Linked DNA regions of Homo sapiens: region 1 is linked to region 2. A link is an interaction called in ENCODE POLR2A ChIA-PET data of the cell type or tissue named here. Cell type or tissue: MCF 10A. All regions are shown on one strand. Each heading gives the region's core, and the rest is flanking DNA. Links, peaks and the distances in the headings are about the cores only. Region 1 has its middle 9.0 kb from the start of ZFYVE1. Region 2 holds the start of TRC-GCA8-1 (tRNA-Cys (anticodon GCA) 8-1).

Region 1 (15,752 bases), core at 2,929-10,928, 74 kb before region 2:
TTTTGAGACGGAGTCCTGCTCTGTCGCCCAGGCTGAAGTGCAGGGTAAGATCTCGGCTAACTGCAACCTCTGCCTCCCAGGTTCAAGCTATTCTCCTGCCTCAGCCTCCCTAGTAGTTGGGACTACAGGCATGTGCCACCACACCTGGCTAATTTTTATATTTTGAGTAGAGATGAGGTTTCACCATGTTGGCCAGGCTGGTCTCGAACTCTTGACCTCAAGTGATCTGCTCACCTCGGGCTCTGAAAGTGCTGGGTTTACAGGCGTGAGCCACCACACCCAGCCAGCTGATTTTTATTTATTTATTTATTTATTTATTTATTGAGATGGAGTCTCCGTCTGTCGCCAGGCTGGAGTGCAGTGGCACGATCTCGGCTCACTGCAATCTCCACCTCCCCGGTTCAAGCGATTCTCCTGCCCCTGTGTCCCAAGTGGCTGGGACTACAGCTGTGCACTACTACACCCAGCTAATTTTTGTATTTTTAGTAGAGATGGGGCTTCACCATGTTGGCCAGGATGGTCTGGATCTCTTGACCTCATGATCCACCCGCCTCAGCCTCCCAAAGTGTTGGGGATACAGGTGTGAGCCACTGCGCCCTGCCTGATTGTTATTTTTATTTTCATTTTTGAGATGGAGTCTCCCTCTGTCGGCCAGGCTGGAATGCAGTGGTGCAATCTCGGTTTACTGCAACTTCCTACTCTGAGGTTCAAGTGATTCTCCTGCCTCAGCTTCCCTAGTAGCTGGGATTATAGGCGTGTGCCACCACGCCTGGCTAATTTGTTGTTGTTGTTGTTGAGACGGAGTCTTGCTCTGTCGCCCAGGCTGGAGTGCATTGGTGCGATCTTGGCTCACTGCAACCTCTGCTTCCCAGGTTCGAGTGATTCTCCTGCCTCAGCCTCCCAAGTAGCTGGGATTACAGGCATGTGCCACCATGCCCAGCTAATTTTTGTATTTTTAGTAGAGATGGGATTTCACCATGTTGGCCAGGCTGGTCTCGAACTCCTGACCTCAGGTGACCACCCGCCTTGGCCTCCCAAAGTGCTGGGATTACAGGTATCAGCCACCGTGCCTGGCTTTTTTTTTTTTTTTGTATTTTTAGTAGAAACGGGGTTTTACCTTGTTGGCCAGGTTGGTCTTGAACTCCTAACCTCAAATGATCTGCCTGCCTTGGCCTCTCAAAGTGCTGGGATTACAGGTGTAAGCCACCACACCTGGCCTGTTTTCTTTTTCTTTTATTTTAAGAGACAGGGTCTTTACTATATTGCCCAGTCTGGTCTTGAACTCCTGGATTCAAGAAATCCTCCTACCTTGGCCTCCCAAAGTGCTGGGATTACAGGCATGAGCCACCGTGCCCGGCCCTTTGTTTTTTATTTGAGATGGCATCTTGCTCTGTTGCCCAGGCTGAAATGCAGTGGTGCAATTTTGGCTCACTGCAACCTCCGCCTCCTGGGTTCAAGCGATTCTTCTGCCTTAGCCTCCCCAGTAGCTTGGACTACAGGTGTGTGCCACCACACCTGGCTAATTTTTGTATTTCTTTCTTTTTTTTTTTTTTTTTGAGATGGAGTCTCGCTCTGTCACCCAGGCTGGAGTGCAGTGGTGCAATCTCGGCTCACTGCAAGCTCTGCCTCCCTGGTTCAAGCGATTCTCCTGCCTCAGCCTCTAGAGTAGCTGGGATTACAGGTGCACGCCACCATACTCAGCTAATTTTTGTATGTTTTGTAGAGACGGGGTTTCAGCATGTTGGCCAGGCTGCTCTCAAACTCCTGACCTCATGATTCACAAGCCTCAGCCTCCCAAAGTGCTGGGATTAAGTGATGAGCCACTGCAGCTGGTGTTTTTTTTTGTTTGTTTTTTTGTTTTTTTTGTGTTTTTTTTTTAAGACAGAGTCTTACTCGGTGCGCAGGCTGCAGTGCACTGATGGGATCTCAGTTCACTGTGACCTTCACCTTCCAGGTTCATGTGATTCTCCTGTCTCAGCCTCTGGAGTAGCTGGGACTTCAGGCACATGCCACCACACCTGCCTAATTTTTTGTATTTTTAGGGGAGACAGGGTTTCACCATGTTGGCCAGGCTGATCTGGAACTCCTGACCTCAAGTGTTCCACTGCCTGGCCTCCCAAAGTGCTGGGATTACAGGCGTGAGCCACCGCACCTTGCCTCTTTTTTTTTTGTTTGTGTTATTTTGTTTTGAGACGGAGTCTGTCTATGTTGCCAAGGCTGGTCTAGAACTCCTAGGCTCAAGTGATCCCACCAGAGAGATCAAAACAAACAACTGAAATTCTTTGAGTATAATGTCTGTTCTGCTCCCTCTGGTACTGGGCACTCTTACTGTGAACACGGTGCATCTTCAAGGTCTCTTTTGTGCTGAGGAACAGGGGAAGGTTCAGCATAAGGTACAATGTCACAAAGCTCTTCTATGAAGATTCAGTTGTTTTTTTTTAACTAAGCATTTCCTCAGTTGTGGCAAGGTTCCGATGAGTAGCCAGAGTTCTGAGAATGATCATTCTGTGAGTTTCTGTCAGTTTATCCATGGTCCTTGTGGAGGGACAGACCAGGTGTTCCTTATGCCACCATTTTCACCAGCTTCCCCTGTTTCTTCTCCTGTTTCCCATCCCAGTAAGTTCTTTATCATATCCAATTGCTGAGATGTTATCCTGGGCATTATTCCTTATTTTCTCTCTCCTCTACAAACCCTTACACGCCTGCCTATTGCCCTCAGTATAAAATGCAAACCTGACAATCTAATTTACAAGCTCCATCACAGGCCAGGTGTTGCCCAGGCTAGAGCGCAGCCTCAGTTCACTGCAACCTTTGCCTCCTGGGTTCAAGCAATTCTCCTGACTCAGCCTCCTGAGTAGCCGGGATTACAGCCACGTGCTACCGCACCTGGCTAATTTTTGTATTTTTAGTAGAGATGGGGTTTTGCCATATTCCAGGCTAGTCTTGAACTCTTGGCCTCATATGATCTGCCCGCCCCAGCCTCCTAAAGTGCTGGGATTACAGGCGTGAGCCACCGCACCTGGCCCCCACCATTTAAAAATGTAAAAACCACTGGGCACAGTGGCATGTTCCTATAGTCCCAGCTACTCGGGAGGCTGAGGCAGGAGGATTGCTTGAGCCCAGGAGTTCTGGGCTGCAGCACATGATGCCAAATGGTTGTCTGCCCTAAGTTCAGCATCAATATGGCGACCTCCCAGGAGCGGGAAACCACCAGGTTGCCTAAGCGGGGGTGAACCAGCCCAAGTCGGAAACAGCAGATGAAAATTCCAGTGTTGCTCAGTAGTGGGATCACACCTGTGAATAGCCACTGCACTACAGCCTGGGCAACATGGTGAGACCTGTCTCTTAAAATTAATAAATAATGTACAAACCTTTTTTTTTCTTTTTGAAATAGAGTCTGCTTTGTGGCCCTGGCTGGAGTGCAGTGATTGGTTCAGTCTTGGTTCACTGCAACCTCCGTCTCCCAAATTCAAATGATTCTTGTGCCTCAGCCTCCTGAGTCGCTGGGACTACAGGCGCGTGCCACCACACCCGACACATTTTTGTATTTTTAATAGGAATGAGGTTTCACTGTGTTAGCCAGGCTGGTCTCGAACTCCTGGCCTCAAGTGATCCACCTGCCTCAGCCTCCCAAAGTGCTGGGATTACAGGCCTGAGCCACCGTGCCCAGCCTAAAATCATTCTTACCTTGTGGGCCATACAATAACAGGTGGCGTGTAGTTTGGACATCCTTCATGTAGATAAAATAATCTCTGCAATTCCTTCCTGTTCCAAAATGCCATAATTACTATATGTAAATCAGCCTCTCCCCCAAATCTATCCAAACGTATTTATCCTACAGCCTTTCCCTAAGGGCTGTTTTCTGTTTTTTCCAGGTAAGAGGTAAATACAGTAATATGATAAATGAATCCTTTTTGGATGCATTTTAGCAGGAATCCTGGAGAATTTGTCCCTGATATCCCTTTAAGGGATTCATTTTGAGGTCAGTTTTTTCATGCCAAGGGAAAGACTCTTTGAGGCTCTTCAGCTCATCTCTAATTTCTCTGGTTCTAGGCCTTTCCACTGTTGGCTGCACATTAGAATCATCTGGGAACCTTTGGGGGAAAAGCAAAAGCAAAACAGAATACTGATACCAGGCCTAATAAATCAGATTCTCCAGGAGCAGAGACTGGACATCAATATTTTTTTAAAAACCCAAAAACCTTCAGATGATGTTAAAGCAGAATCAGGGTTGAATACCAATGTGTTTTTCAATTACTTAGAGGCTCCAGTTGTATTTACAAATTTTGGTGTGCATAATAGTCACTGTGGTACTTGTTAAACAAGGAGATTTTCCTCGCTCCACCCCTAGAGATTATAATTCAGTAGATCTGAGTGGGGTTTAGGAATCTACATTTTTAAGTGGCCCAGGTAACTTTTATTTGGGTGCTATGAAGCCATCACTGTAAGAGACACTACCATAGGTATTATGAATATATAAGTGAGTTGGAGATTGGTGAGCCTGTGTTTTCTCATTGTTTGTTTTTTTTTTTTTTGAGATGGAGTTTCACTCTTGTTGCCTAGGCTGGAGTGCAATGGCACCATCTCGGCTCACCATAACCTCTGCCTCCCGGGTTCAAGTGATTCTCCTGCCTCAGCCTCCCGAGTAGCTGGGATTACAGGCATGTGCCACCATGCCCGGCTAATTTTGTATCTTTAGTAGAGATGGGGTTTCTCCATGTTGGTCCTGCTGGTTGCGAACTCCTGACCTCAGGTGATTCGCCTGCCTAGGCCTCCCAAAGTTCTGGGATTACAGAGCCCTCACGCCCGGCCTTATTGTTTGATTTTTATGGTGATCTGTTAAACATGATTAATGTTCTACACAAGTTAATCTATGCCAATAGAAGTGAAAAGACTGGGCCGGGCGTGGTGGCTCATGGCTGTAATCCCAGCACTTTGGGAGGCCAAGGCGGGTGGATCATCTGCTGGTCAGGAGTTCGAGACCAGCCTGGCCAACATGGTAGAACCCTGTCTCTACTAAAAATACAAAAATTAGCTGGGCATGGTGGCAGGCGCCTATAATCCCAGCTAGTTGGGAGGCTGAGATAGGTTCAAGAATCCAGGGTTCAAGCAATTCTGCCTCAGCCTCCCGAATAGCTGGGATTACAGGCGTGCGCCACTACACCCAGCTAATTTTTGTATTTTTAGTAGAGATGGGGTTTTGCCATGTTGACCAGGCTGGTCTGGAACTCCTGACCTGAAGTGATCTGCCTGCCTCGGCCTCCCAAAGTGCCGGGATTACAGGCATGAGCCACCGAGCCCAGCCATCTTTATTATTTTCTTCTCTTTGCTTATTTTGGATGACTTGAGCCCAGGAGTTTGGGCAACCTAACAAGACTCCCATCTCCACAAAAAATTTTAAAAATTAGCTGGGTATAGTGGCACACACCTATAGTCTCAGCTACTTGAGAAACCGAGGCAGGTGGATTGCTTGGGCCCAGGAGGTCAAGGCTGCTATAAGCCATGATTGCATTGCTGCAGTCTATTAAGTTTCAACATGAATTTTCGAGGGGACACAAACATTCAAACTATAGCAGGTATTTTCTGACATTCTTCATTCTTTTGTGTGAATCTAATTGCCCTCTGATATCATTTTCTTTCTGCTTAAATAATGCTCTTTTTTTTTTTTTTTTTTTTTTTTTTTTGAGATGGAGTCTCACTCTTGTCGCCCAGGCTGGAGTGCAATGGTGCAATCTCGGCTCACTGCAACCTCCGCCTCCTGGGTTCAAGTGATTCTCCTGCCTCAGCCTCCCATGTGGCTGGGATTACAGGTACCCAACACCACGTCTGGCTAATTTTTGTATTTTTGTAGAGAAGGGGTTTCACCATGTTGGCCAGGCTGGTCTCAAACACCTGACCTCAGGTGATCCACCCACCTCGGCCTCCCAAAGTGCTGGGATTACAGGCGTGAGCCACCACGCCCGGCCTAAATAACATTCTTTATCATTTCCTTATAGTGCAGGTCTGCTTATGATTAATTTCCTATGATTTGGTTTGTTTGAAATGTCTTCATTTTGCCTTCATTTACATATTTGATTATTACAATAGCTGAGAATCTCAGCGGTAAAAATATATTATTTATTATTGATTCTTATTCATGGAGACTTGTTTTTGTGAGTTCATGCTTAGCTTAAGTTTATTTGTGACAAACTTAGAAGTTTGAGTTGAGGAGGTTTCTTCCAAAGAAGGTTTGCAATTTATATTTGCTGTGTGCCAAAGTGCAGTACCACCTTGGGGTCACTAGAATTCAACACTCAGACCCTAAAAAATGAGAGTAAAACTATGTTCACAAATTCTCAGAAGACACTTTTTTTTCCTTTTTATTGAGATGGAGTTTTGCTCTTGTTGCCCAGGCTGGAGTGCAAAGGTGCAATTTTGGCTCACTGAAACCTCTGCCTCTCAGGTTCACGAGATTCTCCTGCCTCAGCCTCTCGAGTAGCTGGGATTACAGGCATGCACCACCATGCCTGGCTAATTTTTGTATTGTTAGTGGAGATGGGGGTTTCACCATGTTGGACAGGCTGGTCTTCAACTCCTGACCTCAAGTGATCCATCTGCTTCAGCCTCCCAAAGTGCTGGGATTACAGGTGTGAGCCATTGCACCTGGCATTTTATTTTTTTTTTAGTGTTTTCCTCTGTTGCCCTGGCTGGAGTGCAGTGACTCAATCTTGGCTCATTGCAAGCACCGCCTTCTGGGCTAAAGTGATTCTCGTACGTCAGCCTCCTGAGTAGCTGAGATTGATTACAGGAATGCACCACCATGCCCGGCTAATTTTTGTAGTTTTAGTAAAGGCAGGATTTTACCATGTTGGCCAGGCTGGTCTTGAACTCCTGGCTTCAAGTGATCTGTCTACCTTGGGCTCCCAAAGTGCTGGGATTACAGATGTGAGCCACTGCGCCTGGCCTGCACCCAGTTAATTTTTAAATTTTTTGTAGAGATGGGGTCTCACACTTTTGCCCAGGCCGATCTTGAACTCCTGGGCTCATGCAATCCTCCTGCCTAGATCTCCTACATTGCTGCGCTTACAGGTGTGAGCCACTAGGCCTGGCTCCTTTTTTTTTGAGATGAAGTTTCGCTCTAGTTGCCCAGGCTGGAGTGCAATGGCATGATCTCAGCTGACTTCAACCTCTGCCTCCTGGGTTAAAGCGATTCTCCTGCCTCAGCTTCCTGAGTAGCTAGGATTACAGGCACCTGCCACCATGCCTGGCTAATTTTTTGCATCTTTAGTAGAGATGGGGTTTCACCATGTTGGCCAGGCTGGTCTCGAACTCCTGACCTCAGGTGATCCACCTGCCTCGGCCTCCCAAAGTGCTGGGATTACAGGCCAAGACTGCGCCACTGCACTCCAGCCTGGGCAATAGCGTGAGACTCTGTCTTAAAAAAAAAAAAAAAAAAAATTAGGTGCCTTTCTCCAAGCTGAGAAATGGAGAAGGAAGCAAAGTGTTGAGTGTATCATTTGAGTTCCAGATTCAGCTTTGGCTAAAACTGTCATATCTCAGATTGTTCAGTTATGTAAGCCAATACATTTCTTTTATTGATTAAGGCAGTTTGATTTGTAATTTGTCTTAATTAATGGAAGAAAGATGTTGCTCATAGTTCAGCAGGACTTAAATGTAATTTGATGAAATATGTTATCATACTTATTTATTTATTTATTTATTTATTTTGAGACAGAGTTCACTCTTGTTGCCCAGGCTGGAGTGCAACGGCATGATCTCGGCTCACCGCAACCTCCGCCTCCCGGGTTCAAGCGCTTCTCCTGCCTCAGCCTCCCGAGTAGCTGGGATTACAGGCATGCGCCACCATGCCCAGCTAATTTTGTATTTTTAGTAGAGACAGGGTTTCTCCATATTGGTCAGGCTGGTCTCGAACTCCCGACCTCAGGTGATCCGCCCGCCTCGGCCTCCCAAAGTGCTGGGATTACAGGCCTGAGCCACCGTGCCCGGCCATACTTATTTACTTATTTATTGAAACAGGGTCTTGCTCTGTCACCCAGGCTGGAGTGCAGTGGCGCGATCTCGGCTCACTGCAACCTCCGCCTTCTGGGTTCAAGCAATTCTCCTACCTCAGCCTCCCAAGTAGCTGGTACTATAGGCATACGCCACCACTCCAGGCTAATTTTTTGTATTTTTAGTAGAGACGGGGTTTCACCATATTGGCCACGCTGGTCTCGAACCCCTGACCTCAAGTGATCCTCCTGCCTCACCTTTCCAAAGTGCTAGGATTATAGGCGTGAGCCACCTTGCGGCCTATATTATCATATTGAAAGAGAAACAAATCAACCAGAAATAGAGTCGGTCAGCCATTTAAGTCTAGAAAAAGGAAAGTTATTTTAGCAACATATAGGATTGCTCCCGGCTTCAAGCGATCCTACCATCTCAGCTCCCAAATTGCTGGGATTACAGGTGTGAGCCACCACGACTGTAAACTGTGTGAACAAATGTGAACCTGAAAGAGCCAATCATTAAAGATGGATCCTGGGTGGCTGATTGTGCCTAAATTTAAAATAGAGCCAAGCAGCCATTTGCTGATGACTAGATGTCACACACACAGAGTTCTTCTCTCTCTCTCTCTCTCTCTCTCTTTTTTTTTTCTGAGACAGAGTTTCGCTCTTGTCCAAGGCTGGAGTGCAATGGCGCGATCTTGGCTCACCGCGACCTTCACCTCCCGGGTTCAAGCGATTCTCCTGCCTCAGCCTCCCGAGTAGCTGGGATTACAGACATGCGCCACCAAGCCCAGCTAATTTTGTATTTTTAGTAGAAATGGGGTTTTCCATGTTGGTCAGGCTGGTCTTGAACTCCCGACCTCAGGTGATCTGCCCACCATGGCCTCCCAAAGTGCTGGGATTACAGGCGTGAGCCACCGCACCCGGCCCACACTCTGAGTTATCTAAAAACCAGTGTTTATTTATTTATTTATTTTTTGAGACGGAGTCTTGCTCTGTCGCCCAGGCTGGAGTGCAGTGGCGTGATCTCTGCTCACTGCAACCTCTTCCTCCCAGGTTCAAGTGATTCTCCTGTCTCAGCCACTGGAGTAGCTGGGATTACAGGTACCCGCCACCAAGCCTGGCTAATTTTGTATTTTCGGTAGAGACCGGGTTTCACCCTGTTGGCCAGGCTGGTTTCGAACTCCCGAGTTTCAGTAATCTGCCCGTCTCAGCCTCCCTAAGTGCTGGGATTACAGGTGTGAGCCACTGCGCCCAGCCCAAAACCAGCGTTTTTTAAAACCTTGGTACTTTCAGAACTCACCTGAGCTGGCCGGGCGTAGTGGGGCGCGTGTGTAATCCCAGCACTTTGGGAGGCCTAGGCGGGCAGATCACTTAAGGTCAGGAGTTCAAGACCAGCCTGGCCAACAGGGTGAAACCCTGCCTCTATTGAAAGTACAAAAATTAGCCGGGCGTGGTGGCACATGTCTGCAATTTCAGCTACTTGGGAGGCTGAGGGAGAAGAATCACTTGAATCTGGGAGGTGGAGGTTGCTGTGAGGGGAGATTGCACCATGGAACTCCAGCCTGTGCTACAGAGTGAGAGAGATCCTGTCTCAAAAACAAACAAACAAACAAACAAAACACAACCAAAAAAACCATTCACCTGAACCAACCAATCAGAACTCAATCTGGGCTGAAGAGGCCAATCAGAACTGAGCTATATTGACCAATCAGAACTAAGCTAGTTTGACGCCTTCATTTGCATAAATGGACCTGATTGGAACTTGGGCAGGAACTTGTGCTATAAAAGCCGAACTGTCCAGCTGGACGCGGATGGCTCACATCTGTAATCCCAGCACTTTGGGAGGCCAAGGGGTGGGGGGGCAGATCATCTGAGGTCAGGAGTTCGAGACCAGCCTGACCAACATGGTGAAACTCGTCTCTACTAAAAATACAAAAATTAGCAGGACCTGGTGGTGTGCACCTGTAGTCCCAGATACTCGGGAGGCTGAGGCAAGAGAACTGCTTGAACTGGGCGGTGGAGGTTGCAGTGAGCCAAGATCCCACCACTGCACTCCAGCCTTGGTGACAGAGCAACACTCCATCTCAAAAAATAAAAATAAAAATAAAATAATAAAATACTGAACTGTCTCTTTAGTTTTTGGAGCTTAACTTCGTTTTACACGGAAGGCCGCATTTCTATAGTTTGCTAACTGTTCACTAGAATAAAAGCCTTTTTCCTCCAAATTCCTTTTCAGATATATATATATTTTCAGAGACAGAGTCTTGCTCTGTCGCCCAGGCTGGAGTGTATGATCTCAGCTCATTGCAACCTCCGTCTCCCAGATTCAAGCGATTCTCATGCCTCAGCCTCCAGAGTAGCTGGGATTACAGGTGTGTGTAAATAGCCACAAAGCTTGGCTAATTTTTGTATTTTTAGTAGAAACAGGGTTTCACTATGTTGGCCCAGCTGGTCTCGAACTCCTGGCCTCAATTGCTCCACCTGCCTTGGCCTCCCAAAGTGGTGGGATTACAGGCATGAGCCACTGCCCCTGACCAAAGCTTGATTTTTCTAGACATCCTGAGGCAAGTGGGACAGAAGACAAAGCCCAGGACCTGGGGGAAGAGGGAAATCTAAATCTAGGAACTCAGTCTACAGTTTCAGTGAGGGAAAATGGGAAGTAATTATATCTTTCCCCAACAGAGTGAAAAGAAAGATGTCTTGGAAGAGAGAGTTTGTGGAGGTGTGTGTGGGTGGCACTAGACCCATAAGCTAGCCCTCCCAGGGATATGTAGCCCAAATATACATCTCCTGGTGGTCAAAAATACAAACCTCAAATGGTGAATTGTTTCAAGTGTCCTTCTTTGCAGAAGCAAAAGCAAATCCTCTCTGGAGGAATAAACCTTTATCCTAGGCCTCCAAGAATTCCCACAAATATTTTCCAAGGAAAATGTGGCTCATGGTAAAAAATAACTTAGTGTGCAAAGAATGAGAATGAGTAAAGAAAACTGACATGAGAAACAGATCTGCTAATTTCAACGATCTGGTAAAAGAATAAAAGTAGGCCAGGCATGGTGGTTCATGCCTGTAATCCCAGCACTTTGGGAGGCCGAGGCGGGTGGATCACCTGAGGTTAGGAGTTCGAGGCCAGCCTGACCAATATGGTGAAACCCCAGCTCTACTAAAAATACAAAAATTAGCTGGGTGTGGTGGTGCTCGCCTGTAATCCCAGCTACTCTGGAGGCTGAGGCAGGAGAATTACTTGAACCCAGGAGGTGAAGGTTGCAGTGAGCCGAGATCGCGCCACTGCACTCCAGCCTGGGTGACAGAGCGAGACTCTGTCTCAAAAAAATAAATAAAATATAAATAAAGGCCAGGCATGGTGGCTCATGCCTGTAATCCCAGCACTTTGGGAGACCAAGGTGGGAGGATCATGAGGTCAAGAGATCGAGACCATCTTGGCGAACATGGTGAAACCCCGTCTCTACAAAAAATACAAAAATTAGCTGGGTGTGGTGGCACTCGCCTCTAGTCCCAGCTACTCAGGAGGCTGAGGCAGGAAAATTGCTTGAACCCTAGAGGCAGAGGTTGCAGTGAGCCAAGGTCGCACCACTGCACTCCAGCCTGGCAACAGAGTGAGCCTCTGTCTCAAAAAAAAAATAAATAAATAAAAATAAATAAATAAAATAGTTTATTAAACACCATTTTGTTCCCAGGAGATATATGTGTGTGTGTGTGTGTGTGTGTGTGTGTGTGTGTGTGTGTATAAACATATACATATATATATACACATATACACATATATACACACACATATATACACATATATACATATATACACATATACACATATACATATATATATACACACATATATATATACACACATATATATATACACACACACACACACACACATATATATATATATATATATATATATATATACACTTTTTTTTTTGATACAGAGTTTCACTCTTGTTGCCCATGCTGGAGTGCAATGGCACAATCTTGGCTCACTGCAACCTCCGCCTCCCAGGTTCAAGCGATTCTCCTACCTCAGCCTCCCAAGTAGCTGAGATTACTGGTGGCTGCCACCACACCTGGCTAATTTTTTGTATTTTTAGTAGAGATGGGGTTTCACCATGTTGGTCAGGCTGGTCTCGAACTCCTGACCTCAGGTGATCCACCTGCCTTGGCCTCCCAAAGTGTTGAGATTACAGGCGTGAGCCACTGCACCTGGCTGCAAGTGAGGTTTTTATTTTTATTTTTATTTTTTTAGATAGGGGTCTATCTTGCCCAGGTTGGTCTTGAACCCCTGGGCTCCAGTGATCCTCCCACATCAGCCTCTCCAGTAGTTGGGGTTATAGGCACCTGCCACCACACCAGACCCAAAGGTTCTATCTATACAAACACCACGTCCCTATGGTCATGTGTTACACATTCCAAATAGATTTACATCCCAGATGTAGTGGCGCATGCCTGTAGTCCCAGCTATTTGCGAGGCTGAGGCAGGAGAATTGCTTGAACCTGGGAGGCAGAGGTTGCAGTGAGCCAAGATCATGCCTCTGCACTCCAGCCTGGGCAACGGAGTGAGACTCTGTCTCAAAAAAAAAAAATATTTACATCCAGAAGGCAGGGTTGTGTTTGCTGTTTTTCCCATCATTTTATTTTCTTTATTTTTAGGAAGACGGAAAAGAGATGTGGGGGAGGGTTCTCACTATATTGCCCATGCTCTTCTGGAACTCCTGGGCTCAAAGGATCCTCAGGTCTCAGTCTCCAGAGTGGCTGGGATTACAGACATGCACCACCACCGTGCCTGGCTAAAGGAAACTTTTTTTTTTTTAGACAGAGTTTCCCTCTGTCACCCAGACTGGAGTGCAATGGTGCGATCTCGGCTTACTGCAACTTCTGCCTCCCAGGCTTAAGTGATTCTTATACCTCACCCTCCCGAGTAGCTGGCATTACAAGCAGGTGCCACCACACCTGGCTAACTTTTGTATTTTTAGTAGAGACTGGATTTTGCCATGTTGGCCATGCTGGTCTTGAACTCCTGACCTCAAGTTATTTGACCACCTTGGCCTCCCAAATTGCTGGGATTACTGGTGTGAGCCACTGTGCCCAGCCAAGGAAACTATTATGGCTCCAAGTTACTATAGGGGTAGTCCTATCTGAAGTCCAATGGCACCATCTCAGCTCACTGCAACCTCTGCCTCCTGGGTTCAAGCAATTTTCCTGCCTCAGCCTCCTGAGTAGCTGGGATTACAGGCGCATGCCAACACACTCGGCTGACTTTTTGTATTTTTAGTAGAGATGGGGTTTCACCATATTGGCCAGGCTGGTTTCAAACTCCTGACGTTGTGATCTGCCCGCCTCGGCCTCCCAAAGTTCTGGGATTACAGGCGTGAGCCACTGTGCCCGGCCCAGAAATTTTTTAATGTTTATTCTTTTTTTTTGAGACGGAGTCTCACTCTGTCACCCAGGCTGTAGGGCAGTGGTGCGATCTTGGCTCACTGCAACCTCTGCCTTCTGGGTTCAAGCAATTCCCTGTCTCAGCCTCCTGAGTAGCTGGGATTACAGGCGCCCGCCACCAGGCCCGGCTAATTTTTGTATTTTTAGTAGAGCCAGGGTTTTGCCATCTTGGCCAGGCTGGTCTTGAACTCTTGACCTCGTGATCCACCTGCCTCGGCCTCCCAAAGTGCTGGGATTACGGGCATGAGCCACTGCGCCCGGCCCTAGAAGTTGTTTTTAGAAAACAATTTCTCAGCCATGTTTCATAATCCAACCATTGGCTCTCTGCCCAATATTGAAAATATAATTTTCAGCAATTTAATCCTCATATATGGGTCATTATTATGTAGATTTGATTTTGCTAGTGGTTTACTTATGTCCCTGGAATCATAAGGTAAAAAGTATTGGACTTCAAGTCAGCAGATACAGTCTTGTCCCAGATTTGTCAATAATTTGTTGTGTAACCCTGGCAAGTCACTTAATCTTAGTTTTCTCTTCTGGGTTAACAATTATCAAGATAGAATCATAGTATGTTGGAATTGGCAGGGACTTCATTAATTACAATTTCTATTTTGTGGAGAGGTTGAGTGACTTACCCAACCACCTGTATAGTCAGGACGTTTTCTTTCTTTCTTTCTTTTTTTTTTTTTTGAGATGGAGTCTCTCACTCTGTCACCCAGGCTGGAGTGCAATGGCACGATCTCGGCTCACTGCAACCTCCAACCCCCGGGTTCAAGTGATTCTCTTGTCTCAGTCCCTCTAGTTGCTGGGATTACAGGTGCACGCCGCCATGCCTGGCTAATTTTTTGTGTGTGTGTGTGTTTTAGTAGAGATGGGTTTTTACCATGTTGCCCAGGCTGGTCTTGAACTCCTGAGCTCAGGCAATCCACCCGCCTCAGCCTCCCAAAGTGTTAGGATTACAGGCGTGAGCCACTGCGCCCAGCCTCTTTTTTTTTTTTTTTTTTTTTTGAGATGGAGTTTTGCTCCATTGCCCAGGCTGGAGTGCAGTGGCACAATCTTGGCTCACTGGAACCTCTGCCTCTGGGGTTCAAGTGATTTTCCTGCCTCAGCCTCCAGAGTAGCTGGGATTACAGGCACATGCCACCATTCCCAGCTAATTTTTTGTATTTTTAGTATAGTCATGGTTTCACCATGTTGGCCAGGACCTCAAGTGCTCTGCGTGCCTTGGCCTCCCAAAGTGTTGAGATTACACACAGGAACAACCACACCAGGCCTTCAGGAGCTTTTCTAGAGCAAGCAGTCAATCTTTGGCAACACAGACTCAGGCTTTCTTTCAATGTTGTTTCAAGAAACAAACAAAAAGTGAAAGCACTAAACAAATATAAGGCCATAAAAAAAGAAAAAAAAGCCTGATAAATGTTAACCATTAGCCTGCACTGTAGCCTGAAAACTTATCTGAAAATTTAGCCCATCTAACGCAAAGAAAATTTCTTTCTTTTTTTTTTTTTCTTGTTTGAGACAGAGTCTTGCACTGTTGCCCAGGCTGGAGTGCAATGGTGCGATCTTGGCTCACTGCAACCTCTGCCTCCCGGGTTCATGTGATTCTCCTGCCTCAGCCTCCCGAGTAGCTGGGATTACAGGTGCACACCACCACACCCAGCTAATGTTTTGTATTTTTAGTAGAGATGAGGTTTCACTATGTTGGCCATGCTGGTCTTGAACTCCTGAGCTCATGATCCGCTCTCCTTGGCCTCCCAAAGTGCTGGGATTACAGGCATGAGCCACCGTGCCTGGCCCTCAAAGATAATTTCAAATTGAGAAGTTCTGAAAGTATAATAGCTTTTTTTTTTTTTTTTTTTTGAGACAGAGTTTCCCTCTTGTTGCCCAGGCTGGAGTGCCATGGCGTGATCTCGGCTTACTGCAACCTCTGCCTCCCAGGTTCAAGCAATTCTCCTGCCTCAGCCTACCGAGTAGCTGGGATTACAGGCATGCATCATCACGCCCGGCTAATTTTGTATCTGTTAGTAGAGATGGAGTTTCTCCATGTTGGTCAGGCTGGTCTCGAACGCCCGACCTCAGGTGATCCGTCCACCTCGACCTCCCAAAGTGCTGGGATTACAGGCATGCGCTACCGCGCCCAGCCTGAGAAGTTCTGAAACTATAGAAGGAAAGATCAGAAAAATAATAGGTAGGAAAAAAAATTCATGGTTGGCTTGGAGAATACCCTTGAAGGGTGTTAAGTAAAAATGATAGGAGGCCTTTGTTTTGGACTAAACTCCTGCACCAGGCCCCAATAGACCTGGCTAAAATAAA
Region 2 (15,752 bases), core at 7,383-15,382:
TCTCCCTTGTGAGAGTACTTCTGGTCTTGGCCAGTCAGCCTCTAAGCTCCTTGTTAACAGCGTCCTATGGGTGCTGTTCCTCAGGGGCTCGAACCTGTCCTGCATTCTTAGCTGCAGAGTTGCTTCTGGGGGAAGGGAATGCGCACATAGCAACTGAATTCTGAAAAGGCTGCAGTGTTTACCAGAGATGGCTTAGACCAGTCTTCTCCTTTGAGAAGGTTCTAGTTTTCGCTCCTAGAACCTTTCTGCCTTACTTTAAAAGAAGGGTTATAAAGGAGCCCCAGAAGGTTGCAGCTAAAGGACTAACAGATGTCATCTAATTTCAGAGTCTGGGCTGACCTGACCCACAGCACAGACCCTTGCAGTAGTTGCAGGACAGCACAGTGGTGTCTGGGATCAGAATCCAGAAGCGTTCTGCTATTGGTCCCTGAGTTTTCCATTTGGGAGAGGACTTAGAGGTGACAGCATTTCCTTTATTACTGTCTACAGCTGTTACCGAGGCACAAGTGGACGATGAAGGTGGAACGCTCATTGCTCGGAAGGTGGGCGAGGCCGTGCAGAACACTCTGGGAGCCGTGGTGACAGCCATTGACATACCACTAGGTGGGCCTGGCAGTGCTTCTCTTGGGGGTAGTGGATGCGGGTTGAGGGGTTTCAGGTGCCCTGGGCTGTCACTTTGTAAAGGCTTGCCAACCTAGATTGAGATGGGTGGTAAAGGAATCAATTACACAATGCCACACATTTGCTTGCTTCTGCTGAATGCCTTAGTAGTTTCATGTTTATTGCTGGAAGCCATTCTCTTACAGCATCTAGTGCTGTGTAACGAGCTACCTTAAAATGTAAAGGCTTAAAACAGCCATCTTTGATGTCTTTGCAGGTCTAGAAGTCAGGAAGGGTAATTATTCAGCTCCAAGTGGCATTGGCTCTAGTTACTACCTGATATTCCAGGGTGGTAGCTGGAGTGGTCTCAAGGGTCCAAGCTGACCTCACTTACAAGCTGGGTGCCTTGGCAGGGACAGTTAGGAGGCTGTGTGTAGCAGAGCCTCACTCGGTCTTTGTATTCTCCAGGCCTCTTCAGTGGTTTCTTTGGCACTTCTTAAATGATGTCAGGGTTCCAGGAGTTAATGTTCCAAGAGACAGGAAGTGGATGCTGCCCATCTCTTTTTTTTTGTTTGTTTGTTTGTTTGTTTTTTTGAGATGGAGTCTTACTCTGTCACCCAGGCTGGAGTACAGTGGTGCGATCTTGGCTCACTGCAACCTCCGCCTTCCAGGTTCAGGCAATTCTCCTACCTCAGCCTCCCAAGCAGCTAGGATTACAGGCACGTGCCACCATGCCCAGCTAATTTTTGTATTTTTAGTAGAGACGGGGTTTCACCATGTTGACCAGGCTGGTCCCGAACTCCTGAGCTCAGGTGATCCACCGGCCTTGGCCTCCCAAAGTGCTGGGATTACAGGCGTGAGCCACTGTGCCTGGCTGAAGCTGCCCATCTCTTGAGGCCTAGGACTGCAGACAGGCACTTCTGCTGTCATCTCCTGGAGTCTGCTGCCGTCACAGGTTTGTCTAGATTCAAGGGAGGGGGCAGGAGTGTCAAAGATGGAAAGTGGGTGAAAGATTCTATGGCTGTCTTTAGTCTGTCACACCAGCCAAACTGTTAGTAGTTTAAGATTTAAAATAGCTGGCCGGGCACCGTGGCTCACGCCTATAATACCAGCACTTTGGGAGGCCAAGGCAGGTGGATCACGAAGTCAAGAGATCAGTCTTGGCCAACACACGGTGAAAACCCGTCTCTACTGAAAATACAAAAAAATTAGCCAGGCGTGGTGGCGGGCACCTGTAGTCCCAGCTACTAGGGAGGCTGAGGCAGGAGAATGGCATGAACCCGGGAGGTGGAGCTTGCAGTGAGGCGAGATCGCACCACTGCACTCCAGCCTGGGCAACAGAGCGAGACTCTGTCTCAAAAAAAAAAAAAAAAGAAGATTTAAAATAGCTACCCAGCCCTGGATGTGAGGGGTATTTGTATTTAGGATGGCGAGGGGGAGAGGGAGGGAAATCAACCAGTGCTTGGCAGGCTTACGCAAGGCTGGCCAGGCCTGGGGCAGCGTGGCACATTGTAGGGGAGCGAGCAAAAGTGAGTAGTGATGAAAATGGCCTGGAGCAGATTTCCTCATTGCAGCTCACAAAGTGAGTAGATGATGTAGGAATTGCTGGATTTGCCCAAGCTTAAATCTCAGGTTGCATCTGTCCCCAGGGGTACCTGGGAGAGGCAAGAACTGTCCTTGGCACAGAAGGCAGAGCATAGCCTGCTGGCTGTGCTCACCAAGTGCTCCCATTCTGAGCGCCCACAGGGTGTTGAGTACCAGGCCAGTGTGTCAGGCATGTTCTTTCTTCTCATCCTCATCACAGTTCTTGAAGGTGGGTTGTTAAAGATGAGTAAGCCCCTGAGAGGTTAGCTAACCTTTCTTTTTTTTTTGAGACTGACTCTCGCTATTGTCCAGGCTGGAGTGCAGTGGTGTGATCTTGGCTTACTGCAACCTCCACCTCCCAGGTTTAAGCGATTCTCATGCCTCAGGCTTCCAAGTAGCTGGGGTTATACCACCACGCCCGGCTAATTTTTGTATTTTTAGTAGAGACAGGGTTTCACCATGTTGGCCAGGCTGGTCTCGAACTCCTGACCTTGAGTGGTCCTCCTGCCTCTGCCTCCCAAAGTGCTGGGATTATAGGTGTGAGCCACCATGCCCAGCCTTAGCTAACCTTTCTTAATCCAGCAGCTGCTGATTAACCTGATCTCAGTAGAATTGGGATTTGAGTGTCTGACTCCAGAGCCCAGACTTCTTTATATTTCCTCCAGGGGTTCTTAACACGGCTGCCCCTTCAGTTTACAAGGAGGGCTTCATAGATACATAAAGATCAAGGAGCTGGGTGTGGGGGTGCATGCCTATAATCCTAGCTACTTGGGAGACTCAGGCAGGAGGCTCCCTTGAGTCCCAGTAATTTGAGACCAGCCTGGGCAACAGAGTGAGACCCTGTCACAAAAGAGAAAGAAAGGGCGTGGTGGCTCATGCCTATAATGTTATGCCTACAATCCCAGCACTTTGGGAAGCCGAGGTGGGCAGATCACTTGAGACTAGGAGTTCGAGACCAGCCCGGACAACATGGTGAAACCCTGTCTCTACAAAAATTAGCCAGGTGTGGTGGTGCACACCTGTAGTCCCAGCTACTTGGGAGGCTGAGGTGGGAGGATTGTTTGAACCCAGGAGGCAGAGGTTGTGGTGAGCCGAAATCGTGATACTGCACTCCAACCTGGGCGACAGAATGAGACTCTGACTCCAAAAAATCTTAAAAAATGTGAAAAAGGAAAAGGGAAAATCAGTGCCTATGCGACAGCCCCAAAGACTCTGATCTGGATGTGAGTGGCAGAGCCTGGGCTTCTGCATTTTTAAAAAGCTCTGTCAGCAATTCTGTGTGCAGTTGGGATTATAAGCCAGTAAGCATCCGAGGATGGCCTCTTGCTAGTTGGGCCTCGGGGTATTGGGCTTTGGGTGCCCTGACCATTGTTCCCTGCCTTAGGTCTGGTAAAGGACGCGGCCAGGCCTGCGTACTGGGTGCCTGACCACGAAATCCTCCACTGCCACAACTGCCGGAAGGAGTTCAGCATCAAGCTCTCCAAGCACCACTGCCGGGCCTGCGGACAGGGCTTCTGTGATGAGTGCTCCCATGACCGCCGGGCTGTTCCTTCTCGTGGCTGGGACCATCCCGTCCGAGTCTGCTTCAACTGCAATAAAAAGCCCGGTGACCTTTAACCCCAGCCCCCTCTCCGAGTCCTTCACAATTCCTTAGGTTCTCAGGGTTAGAAACAGTCTTGCGAGGTAGGCCCTCCTCCCAGTCACCTGCTGTGGTGTGTGTCCTCTCCTCTCCGCATCCAGGGCCACTTTCCCTCAGTGGGGGTGAGCCTGGCGGCAGGCCCGAAGGTGTGGACCCCTCAGGGCAGGGGACCTTGCAACTTATCGCAAAGGGGAATGAACCTGAATCCGTTGCATTTATTTCAGTTAAAAATAATGAATATATATGTGTATATCTCTCTCTCATATATACATATGAAAGGCACTCGGGGCGTATCGAGGCTGCTGCTGGCTGTGAAGACTTCGCACAGTCTCCTCCGCACAGGGTGAGGTGGCAGTGGCAGCACGTCTTCCTCATGAGCCGAGCCAGGTCCATGGCCACCACGTGGCTGGCCCCTTCCTCTGCTGCTCTTGGAGCCTTGGAAGCCTCTCCTGTCCTTGGCTCTTCCCTCCATGCCTGTCAGCTGCCTGGGGAGTGAGCCTCCCTGGTCCTTCCTGCCTGAAACAGCCTGAAGGGAATTCTCCCTAGGTCTCCTGGGAGTCGAGTCCCAATTCTTGGCTTAAGCCTGTTTTAGTCAGAGACCACCCAACTTAGCGTGCAGGTCACCGGAGTGGGTGGAGGGTCAGAGGTCGGGTCTTCGGCCCTGAGAAGTAGAAATGCAGGGGCCGTGCTGTCCCTGGTCCCCCAGGGAACAGCAAGGAAGGAACTGAGCCTTCTCCAGCAGGGCTTCCTGTCCCGATGCTTCTGTCTCCACTCGGCTTTCCCAAAAGGCGGCACCCAGCTCCTCAATCGAAGCATCTGCCTCCCACCCCTCGGCCCCCTCAAGCCCACCATCTGCTTCTGAGTGTCGCACTAGGATTTTCATTGCTTATTTTAAAGTGTCTTAATCCTTTGTTCCCAGACACACAACCCCTCTAGCTCTCGGAGGGGCGATCATGAGAAACCTTCCAGGGAAACTGAGCACAGGATGAACTGTTAGTTGTTTTTAAAAGTCTATATAAATATTTCAACAGATCGTAAAGAAAAAATTTATCTCTTTGGTCCTTGCAAGAGAAGTCAAAGGAACTTTTGTTTCTCCTCAAGAGCCTGGACATCTCTGTCTGTCATGACTGGAAAGGGCCCGTTGTGCTGAAATCCTATCATCATGGTGGATTTGATCTTCAGTGGCCAAACACGAATTAAAGTATAATTCTTAACTGAACTGGTGGGTGGGTTGAGCTTTAGGGAAGTATATGGCGGTCATTCCTGGTGCGCCTATCGGTGTGACATGAGCCCTGGAGTGTGTCGTCCCTCTCAGCCCTGCTCCTCCTGCCTCCTGGGGTCCAGTGACTGGGACCCTACTCTAGAACTGTGTACCATCCAATTCGCCATCATAAAGGAATCTTCCTGCATCTCGACTGTGCTGGCTCTTTCCTCTCATTCCATCAGTGCCTTCCAGCCACCATCTGTCTCCAGCTGATGGTGGCTTTCCAAGCAGAGGCCAAGTAAGGGGCATGTTTCAAGGGCGGTAATATTTTACCTGCAAATACTGCAGTCTTTTACTCTGACAAATAAGAACTTTTTCAAAACCATAGCCGGCTGGGCGTGGTGGCTCATGCCTGTAATCTCAGCACTTTGGGAGGCCAAGGCCGGAGGGGGATCACTTTAGGTTGGGAGTTCGAGACCAGCCTGACCAACATGTAGAAACCCCGTCTCTACTAAAAATACAAAAAATTAGTTGGGTGTGGTGGCGCAATCTTGTCATCCCAGCTACTTGGGAGGTTGAGGCAAGAGAATTGCTTGAACCCGGGAGGTGGAGGTTGTGCTGAGCTGAGATTGCACCATTGTTGCACTGTAGCCTGGGCAACAAGAGTGAAACTCTGTTTAAAAAAAAAAAAAAAATGGCCAGGCGCGGTGGCTCACGCCTGTAATCCCAGTACTTTGGGAGGCCAAGGCGGGAAGATCATGAGGTCAGGAGATCAAGACCATCCTGGCTACCATGGTGAAACCCCATCTCTACTAAAAATACAAAAAAAATTAGCCGGGCGTGGTGGTGGGCACCTGTAGTCCCAGCTACTCAGGAGGCTGAGGCAGGAGAATGGCTTGAACCCAGGAGGTGGAGTTTGCAGTGAGCCGAGATTGCGCCACTGCACTCTAGCCTGGGTGACAGAGTGAGACCCCGTCTCAAAACAAACAAACAAACAAACAAAAAAACCCCACCATAGCCAAGTACCCCCAAACCATGATCCTGTGCAGTGGATGTCAGTCTCATGACCACAGCCTGTTGTCCCCAGCCCTTCGCTAGATACCATGCCCCACCCAGATCAGTGTGCTGACTGGGACCAGAGCTTTGAGCTGGTCATGAATATTCCTTTATGTAGGGAAGGCAATAGCTGACAGTCATGGAATTCTCTCTAGTGACTAGAGGGCCCCCACATTCTTACCACTTATCCTGTACTTAGAGGTGTTCCTCAGACCTTTCTGCAGCCGGGGTCACCCGGCAGACCCCCTTTCTGCAGCCGTGGCATTGGCTGAGCAAGGCTCAGCGGTGGCGGTTTCACAGCTTGGGTTCTCTGGGTTACACTCTGGCAGCTGTCGGGTCAGGGTCTGTTGAGGAATCCTCTCGCACAGTAGAAGAGATGGGGTATTAGTCCTGATTTTCACTCCCTAGGTTTAAAATACGTAGTCCTGGCTAGGCGTGGTCACTCATACCTGTGATCCCAGCACTTTGGGAGGCCAAGGTGGGCGGATCACTTAAGCCCAGGAGTTTGAGACCAGCCTGGGCAACGTGGTGAGTGAACCCTGTCCCTACCAAGAAAACCAACCCCTCCCCCCAAAAAAGCTGGGCGCCTGTAATTCCAGCTACCGGGAGGCTGAGGTAGGAGGATTGCTTGAGCCTCAGAGATGTCACTGTACTCCAGCCTGGGTGACAGAGTGAGAACCTGTCTCAACAACAAAAACAAACCTATTGAACTATTATACATCTATACTTCAGCTTGATTTTCTCAAACTGAATACTACGTAACCAATCAGCACCCAAATTAAGAAACAGAACATGGCTGTCCTGCAAGAACTCCTGGTCCCTCCCCCCACCAGGAGTAACCACTATCCGACATGTAGTAACAGATTTTCGTCCCCTCTCCTTTTCAGGGGGAGCCATGGAAAGGGTTTTAATCACTTTCTGGTTTAAAAGGCTTGCTCATAGGTAGAGACAGTTGTTGAACATATCCCTGAGGGCTGTGACTGGAGATTGCAACTTGTGGCTGAGAATGACGCGGTCTGTGATCAATGAGACCAAGTGGGATCCTTACACATCCCTTGGGTTTAACTGCTGATTTATTTGGGAACCGGAAAAGCAAAGAGAACCAATATTTAGGTGCCTGTTAACGTGCCTTGCACTATGCTAGGAGCTTTACATGGTTAATTGTCACAACCACACTGGAAGGTCCGCAGTAGGGTTCTTGTCTTACAGCCTAAGACACTGGCTCCTACAGGATCAGAAGCCCAGCATTGCCCGGCACACTCCAAGCTGGCCTGAGTCCAGGCAGCCCCAGACCCCTTCTATCACCATCGCACTGTAGAGTTTCTCCCCCTGTTTTCCTTCCCCTTCACAGCTTGTTAATTCTTTTGCATTTCCAGGTAAGGTCAATATCTTCTTAGGAGGAAAGGTAAGAATCAAGGTGACTGCTAGTGTGGTCAGCAAGCTTAGCTTTGATCATTTCCATTGGCCTTGAAGATTCTCATGGCTGAGGGCAATCACACTTTTTCACTAAAAGCAGCTTTATTTTTCACTAAAAAGACTCACTGGCTGAGAGATTAAACAAGTTGATCTAGCCTATAACATGAGCTAAGCTTCCAATTTTTTTTTTTTTTTTGAATTTTATAGAGATGGGGTTTTGCCATGTTGCCCAGGCTGGTCTTGAACTCTTGGCTCAAGCAATCTGCTGCCTTGGCCTCCCAAAGTGCAGGGGGTACAGGTGTGAGCCATTGTTCCTGGCCAGCTTCCAATTGTTAAAAAAAATTGATTCAATGTTAATTTTGCAGCTATGTTTGCATTTTCCATTTCAGACTTACCATGATTAGGGAGAGACAGTGGAACCCACAATCGTAGTCTGTAATTCTTCTCATCATGAATAGGATGTTTTAGTTACTGTACAAAATCTGAGCACATTTTAACTCCTAAATCTTAAATTGCACCTGGTATAATTTTTTTTTTAATGTACTTTGGAAATCGTCACATACTCGTGAACACTAAAGCCCATAGGGTATGGGGTTTTCTGGGATTAGATAATCTGTAATTTAGTGACAGGCTCATGTGAACAGAGCCATCTTTGAAACTACCATTTGTAGACAGCGAGCCATGCAGTCCTCCAGTACATGATGCTGTACTGAGGGACTTAACCACTGCCACGTTTTCAACAGCCACCTTAAACTGGCCATACCCTTAACTCTAGCCAGAATCTCTCTGACGCTCTGGCTTTATCCTTAGATAACTCCATTTCATATCCAAAGATAGTGGAACTCAGCTGGGCATGGTGGCTCGTGCCTATAATCCCAGCACTCTGGGAGGCTGAGGCGGGAGGTTCACTTGAGGCCAGGAGTTTGAGACCAGCCTGGGCAACATAGCAAGACCCTGTCTCTGTGAAAACAAACACAAAAACACTGCAACACAAGCAGAGCCTGAATGGATTTCCCAGCCACCATGGCACCTCGGTTCTGGCTGCCCTGGACTACCAGGAGCATTTGTGTCTGCGTGCCTTTGCTCAGATTATGGTGTCTACAGAGAATATCCTTTTTGGTATTGCAGCAGCTGCCTTTATTCACGCGAAGCCAAGAGTGCAAGCAGGCAGGCAGGTAGTAGGAGCAAGCAGGGAGACCTGAGCAAAGATACGATAGCCAGGCCCAGGCCAGAAGGTACTGTGGGAGGCAGAGGCAGTGAGTCTTAAGGAAAGAGGAAGAAAAGGGGAAAATGTTGAACTGAACCCAAGAAGATCTTAAATGTCCAGAGGAACAGTAAGAAGCCCATTCTCCCCAACACAAGGGGCCTAATAAGAGTCTTGAACTTCAGTAGGAGCCTCAGCTGGCTCTGCTACACTTATCAGCAGAAGACCTTGGGCAAATCACTCTCTTGAGATTCAGTTTTTTCTTCTGTAAAGTGTGGAAATTTACTTTCTAGGGTTGTAGTAATGAAAGCAAAATCATGCTGGCAAAACAAAAAATTGTTCATCTATCATAACAAGTGTCTAGTTGCATCAAATGCTGGGGAAACGAAACTTCCTGAGGTGTCTTTTACGCTGAGCCTTAAAAGTTGGACTTTTCTGGATGAAAAGGAGTTGGGCAGCTTGAGCAGAGGCCCAGATGTGTGGGGGACAGGCTTGAAACGTGGTGTCCCGAGAGCACCAGGTGTGAGGCAGAGATGGCGCAAGAGGATGGAGAGGCATATGAGGTCAGATCACAAAAGGCCACACACTCTATCTGAGTCACAGGAAGCCATCAAAAGCAAAGATCTAGAAAGATCATTCCTGTGGCAGTACAGTGGATGGACTGGAGAGGACAGACTTAGAGTAGGACCAGAGCCTTTTAGCAACACGTACAAATGGAGAAATCAAGAAGAAATGGAGTTTAGCCTGAAATTGTTTTTGGAGATGGTTGGAAGATTTAGACCAGGACAGATCTAGGGTTGACAGGCAATAGAGAGGGGCTGATTCAGTGTTCGATGAAGGATGCCTGCTGTGAGGAACCTTTCTGGGGACACCCAGGAGGCTGGCAGTGCCCTCCAAACCATGTTGGGCCAGTTGGATTCTCGGGTGTCCACAGCAACATGGGACATGAGGCAGTATTTATTTGTGGGCTTTTTTTTTTTTTGAGACGGAGTCTTACTCTGTCGCTCAGGCTGGAGTGCAGTGGTGCAATCTCGGCTCACTGCAGCCTCCGCCTCCAGGGTTCAAGGGATTCTCCTGCCTCAGCCTTCTGAGTAGCTGGGATTACAGGCGTGCACCACCACGCTTGGTTAGTTTTTGTATTTTCAGTAGACACGGGGTTTCACCACATTGGCCAGGCTGGTCTTGAACTCCCAACCTCAAGTGATCCCAAAGTGTTGGGATTACAGGTGTGAGCCACTGCACCCGGCCAGTATTTGTGGACATTTTTGATAACCAGTGTGTGCCATTCATTGTTGTCTCTAGAAGGCTATAAGTAAGCAAACACTGAGCTAGTCAGCAAGGGGTCTATCACAGCTCAGTGCTGCCGTCACAATCACCTGCTCATTTGCTACCTTTCATTGTCACCTGGGGAGTAGGGCAAAATGGAAAATCCTTCAAGGCCAGGCACGGTGGCTCACACTTGTAATCCCAGTGCTTGGGATGCCAAGGCATCCCTTTGAGGCCAGGAGTTCTAGACCAGCCTGAGCAACATGGCAAAATCCTGTCTCTACAAAAAAAAGAAACCCCAAAACCTCAAAAATCAGACTGATGTGGTGGCACACGCCTGTAATCTCAGCTACTCAGGAGGCTGAGGTGGGAGAATTGCTTGAGCCTGGGGGGGTCAAGGCTGCAGTGAGCCAAGATCACACCTGGGCGACAGAGTGAAACCTTGTCTAAAAAAAAAAAAAAGAAAAATGCTCAGAGATTGTAACATATTAATTTTTATGACATCAGTGGTAACAAGCAAACTGGCCAAAATGCTTAATCAACTTCTTGGCCAAGTTTAACCCCTTTTCATGCAACCTAGACCACATTTTAGGTGCAGTGAGTGTTAACCAAGAACAAACTGCTGCTCTTTCCCCCCCGCCACTGAGTCACGGAGGCAGAGGCTCAGGTGTGTTCAAGAATCAGCTTCCCCCCTAACCCACCACCATGGCCCAGGAAGGCATCACTGCTGGAGGTGTCATGGACCTTAATACTGCTTTATAAAGGTCCCAAAGGCTGCCCTCATCCATGATGGCCTAGCACATGGAATTTGAGGAGCTGCCAAAGTCCTAGACAAGCGCTGGGCACATCCTTGTGTGCTGCCCCCAGCTGTGATGAGCCTGCCTATGTGGCTGAAGACCCTTGGTGCTGAACACCGGATCACCCTAATTACAGTTGATGACAAGAAACTAGGGGAAAGGGTGAGCCACTGTAAAACTGACAAAGGGAAAACCCCATAAGGTGGTTAGTTGTGGTTGCGTAGCATTAAAGACCATGGCAAAGGATGTCATCAAAGAGGTTTTTTTTTTGTTTGTTTTTTGAGACAGTCTCTCCTGTCACCCTGGCTGGAGTGCAGTGGCATGATCTGGGCTCACTGCAGCCTCCACCTCCTGGGTTCAAGCAATTCTCCTGCCTCAGCCTCCCAAGTAGCTGGGATTACAGGCACGCACCACCACACCTGGCTAATTTTTGTATTTTTAGTAGAGACAGGGTTTCTCCATGTGGCTCAAGCTGGTCTTGAACTCCTGAACTCAAGTGATCCGCCCACCTTGGTTTCCAAAGTGCTGGGATTATTGGCGTGAGCCACTGTGCCTGGCCCTTCTTTCATGTTTTAATTCAAGGGAGCTTTTCAAAAGTATATGTTGAAGGAACATTTTTATATATACTCTGACACACACCCGATGGCCAAATTGTGTTCACAGCTCTCAGACTTACTCATAGATTTAGAATCTCCTCAGGTACTTGGTCTTAATGGAAGGCAGCGGAGGTCCTAAAGGGGGGCTTTCTGTCCTAATGGTCAGCTGGAATGTGGGAGGAGCAATTTTAGCACAAGAGCAAGCTGAAAATCCCTCTATCTTTTCTGGTGACGCTGTGGCTGACAGTATTTACTTTTAAATGAGAAAACATCCGGGAAGGGGGCACCCGGATTTGAACCGGGGACCTCTTGATCTGCAGTCAAATGCTCTACCCCTGAGCTATACCCCCTTCACCTATCAGGAACTCCTTCCTTGTCCACTTATGGTGACTCAATACAATCAAGTTCCACCCACACTAGAGTTCTGGCAAGCTTTGTGTCCTAAAGCCCCACCTTCTTAATTATCCATCATCTGCTTTGGCTTTTCCCTTGGCCACCAATAAACTGAAAGGGAACACTTGAAAAATGACATCCTGGGTTGGGCGCAGTGGCTCACGCCTGTAATCCCAGCACTTTGGGAGGCCAAGGTGAGGTCAGGAGTTTGAGACCAGCCTGACCAACATGGCGAAATCCCGTCTTTGCTAAAAATACAAAAAAAATTAGCTGGGCGTGGTGGCAGGCGCCTGTAATCCCAGCTACTAGGGAGGCTGAGGCAGGAGAATTGCTTGAACCCTGAGAGGCGGAGGTTGCAGTGAGCTGAGATCACACCACTGTACTCCAGCCTGGGCTAAGAGAGAGAGTGTGCATGCGTGTGTGTGTGTGTGTGTGTGTTTTGTAAAGACAGGGTTTTGGCATGTTGCCCAGGCTGGTTTCAAGTGATCCAACTGCCTAAGCTCAAGCAATCCTCCTGTCTCGGCATCACTTCGGCCTCCCAAAGTGCTGGGATTACACGCATAAACCACGGAGCTTGGCCTTTGCTCTGTTCTTGATGGAAACAGTAGCCAGCTCTGATCCTGGGGTCCTGCTGATAGCTGGGGAAGTGTTTTATTGAGGATGAATAGTGTGGCTCCTTCTTATCCCACTGGCAGGGTAGAAGTGAAGCCTCTCCGAGTGCAAGGGCATAGGCCTGAGAAGCCCTTCTCGTCTCACCTCCTCTCCAGGGTAAGAGAAGCTGAGAGTACAGCTGGCTCCTTCCTCCAGTCTCAGGGAAGAAACGGCACACTTGGAGACACAAATTTTTTTAATGTAAAATAACATTGAGAGTTCACCTAAACATCTGTCTTAGAAATTCAGGTTGAGGGCTATGAAGGGAAGAGATGCTGTTAGAACAGAGGGAAGTGGGTGACCTCTCCAAAGACAGACGTGCTCCGACGGAGAGCTGGGGTGTTCCCGCGGTAGCCAAACCTTCCACTGAACCCACTGACCAGTTTGACATCAGCATTGTAGTGGCCATCTGCTGGAGAGGATGCCCTTGGGGGCAAGGAGAGAGAGGCCTGAGCCTGCTTCCAGTCCACCTCTTGGCTTCCCCATTCCCCTGGGTGTGGTATGGGATGCCAACCAGGTGTAGTCACTGCATTCCCCATGCCCACAGCCAAACACGCAATCCTCAAATGTCCTGAGCCTCTGGGCTGAAAAGCCAAGGGCTGGTGAGGTTGAGGGACAGAAGGCTTCCTAGAAATAAAACCCTGCACCAGGAATAATTGCGGGAAGACTGTGAATGGTTTGTGCTGGGACAGGAGGGGCCAGAAATTCTGGGCTTGGCAGAGCTTGCCTTTCTCCCACGAGAAATGAGAAAAATCTCACCCTTGTCTCTGACCCATGTGGAAAAAATGGATGAGATCAAGATCAATTGGACCAAATGGTACAAAGGATCATGTGAGTAGAGGAGTGGCCCAGGATGGTGGAGTTGGGCTGGGAGGAGGGTTTACCCTGTTAGAAAAGTATCTCTCAACTCTTTCCCATTGTTGTTAACCTGGGCCTGGAAAATGAGCAGGACACAGCAGTGAGGGGAACAGGGGCTTCAGAGTTGGGAAGAGCGGAATCTTAATCCCAGCTCAGCCCTTCTTGCCAAACCACTTTAACTCAACAAACTTGTTTCCCAAACTGTGCCGTGGGGTTAGTGTGAGGGTGAGAAGTGTCTTACAAATGGCTCGTGTCTGTAATGCCAGCACTTTGGGAGGCTGAGGCCAGAGGATCACTTGAGCCTAGGAGTTCAAGACCAGCCTGGGAAACATAGGGAGACGCCATCTCTACAAAAAATAAAAAATTAACTGAGTGTGGTGGTGCACACCTGTGGGCCCAACTGCTCAGAAGACTGAGGTGGGAGGATTGCTCAAGCCCAAGGAGGTCAAGACTGCAGTGAGTAGTAATTGTGCTACTGCAACTCATGCACTCCAGCTTGGGCGACAGAGTGAGACCATGTCTCAAAAAAAAAAAAAGGTGGGGGGGGCCTGACATACAGTAGGTGCTTATTAGCTAGTATCAGGGAGTACTGTGCCACCATCTGCTTGTGTATGTGAAGAAAAGCTGGAAAGATGCAGTCCCTGGGCCTCTTCCCCTCAACCAGGCTTTGCTATGGCCCAGGAACCATCATGAGGCTGGAAATGGAGGCAGCACTTGCCTGTCTCTGCCCAACTTCTCCTGTTGAGGTATCTCTGTCCTTTCCTGAAGATGTGGAGGATGCATTCTACTATCCAGCCATCCCTTCCTGTGCCACCATGATCCTGAATGTGGGAAAGAGAATACAGAAGACTGTCAGCCACAATGCTGAGGGGGCACAGTGCAAACTGCCCTGGGGTTTGCTGGTGGGAGAAGGAAGAGGTCAGAGCCTTAGATAACTGGGGCGGACGGATTAAATATATTTAAGAATCGGGCCAGGTGCGGTGGCTCAGGCCTATAATCCCAGCACTTTGGGAGGCTGAGGCGGGCAGATCACCTGAGGTCAGGAGTTTGAGGCCAGCCTGACCAACATGTAGAAACCCCCATCTCTACTAAAAATACAAAATTAGCCAGGCGTGGTGGCACGCGCCTATAATCCAACCTACTCGGGAGGCTGAGGCAGGAGAATCACTAGAACCCAGGAGGTGGAGGGTGCGGTGAGAGCGCCATTGCACTCCAGCCTGGGCAACAAGTATAAAACACCATCTCAAAAAAAAAAAAAAAATTTGGTTCTTTATAGAATATGCTGTATTAGTCAGGGTACTGGCAGGAAACATTCAAGTGGGTAACTGCGAGTCTACCTAGTGAGGCATTCTGGGCCAGCAACAGTGAGGTGTGATGACCAGCTGTAGGTCTGAAGGGACAAATGAAGAGTTGCTGGAACCCGGCTCTCTCTGAGCGCTTTCCAATAGAAGTGGTGGGTTTTGGTTACAGCCACCCACAGCCCAACCAGAAGGGAGCCGGGGAACCACTCCCTCTCCTCTTGCCCTCTGTGTTCTACTGCTGCTTCCCACTGGCTGAACCTACCTAGCTGCTGGGAGCCAGGGAACCCTGACCTAGTCCAGAGGTGAGTCTTTTGGGCATGCACAGAGCAGGGTGGAGATGGACAGATGATGAGGGCAGAGTGGGTCTGGAGGGGCCCAGGGAAGCTCTCCAGGAAGGCTATGAAAGCTGGTCCCAGCAGCCCAAGCTCATGATCTCCTAAGTCATTCACAGAAGTGCATGTCACACCATGATTCTTCTCTTGGTTTTATTGTTTGGTAGAAAAACAGGCTCTTTAACACTGAATAAACATCTCACGAACTGTCGCTCCTAGATTACAAAAAGTCAAAACCAATTTCCTTTGACGCCGGGCCCTTGAATCTGACATTCAAGTCACCGTAATAGAAACCAGAGCTGCTGAACCTTACATTCTGGAAGGTGCTTGAACAAAGGCATGTTAAGGACCGTTTAAAACTTCTAGCATGTAAGAAGATCCATCTTTCCTTCCAACGCCTTTGGATAATAACAGCAGAATCCCGGAGATCTGCTGCTGAGTTTGAGAAGGCCAAGTTTAAGGATTCCAAACTCCAGCCTTCAATATTTCTGCAGAAACTTAGAGAAGTAACCTCCCCGTCCTCTCCGCTGGCTTCCCCAAGTACAGATGCAGGATGCAGGTCTTTCTTCCTGCTACCCAGGCACCGAGGACTCAAACCATCTCACCGTCTCATCACTGGGCTTCTTCAATGGGCTCTTGGAGGAAGAAGCTTTTCGTTTTTGCCAATCTTCAGTCCTTAGAAAAGTCCTTTTTGTTAAGAAAAGGCAGGGAGGGTTAACTAAGTTCTAAGAATTCAATAAGAAAAGGAAAGAGGTACCTTTTATGAAAAGGACTTCCAAGCTCTCTCAGCCAGCAATTTAACTCAAATAACTTTCCTGAGCATCTCCACACGGAACATTCAGCACTTCTCTCCTA

Evidence for each region. Peaks named below come from ENCODE experiments on the same cell type or tissue, not always from the same donor. Only the 100,000 strongest peaks of a DNase experiment are listed, where the experiment ranks them.
Region 1: POLR2A ChIA-PET joins it to region 2 with 5 read pairs; 6 of 35 experiments call an interaction of 5 or more read pairs at or near these places.

The regions. Positions count from the first base shown.
Region 1 is chr14:73,028,213-73,043,964 of GRCh38, reverse strand. It overlaps the pseudogene RN7SL586P. Among named protein-coding and RNA genes, the nearest start is that of ZFYVE1, 9.0 kb to the right of the region's middle. RefSeq lists a silencer at 7,660-7,833. In MCF 10A, for the core only: no CTCF peak of the experiment used is centred there; a DNase peak (open chromatin) is centred at 6,724.
Region 2 is chr14:72,958,931-72,974,682 of GRCh38, reverse strand. It overlaps DCAF4 (DDB1 and CUL4 associated factor 4), which reads right to left. Exons shown (of 14, transcript NM_015604.4): 14 at 14,980-15,752. TRC-GCA8-1 (tRNA-Cys (anticodon GCA) 8-1) reads right to left here and starts at 11,712; the gene lies at 11,641-11,712. It overlaps ZFYVE1 (zinc finger FYVE-type containing 1), which reads left to right. Exons shown (of 12, transcript NM_021260.4): 11 at 490-603; 12 at 3,569-5,232. The coding sequence ends at 3,801. It also overlaps the pseudogene LOC100420966 and the pseudogene RPS12P1. RefSeq lists an enhancer at 3,739-4,240. In MCF 10A, for the core only: no CTCF peak of the experiment used is centred there; DNase peaks (open chromatin) are centred at 9,282, 11,622, 12,222 and 12,912.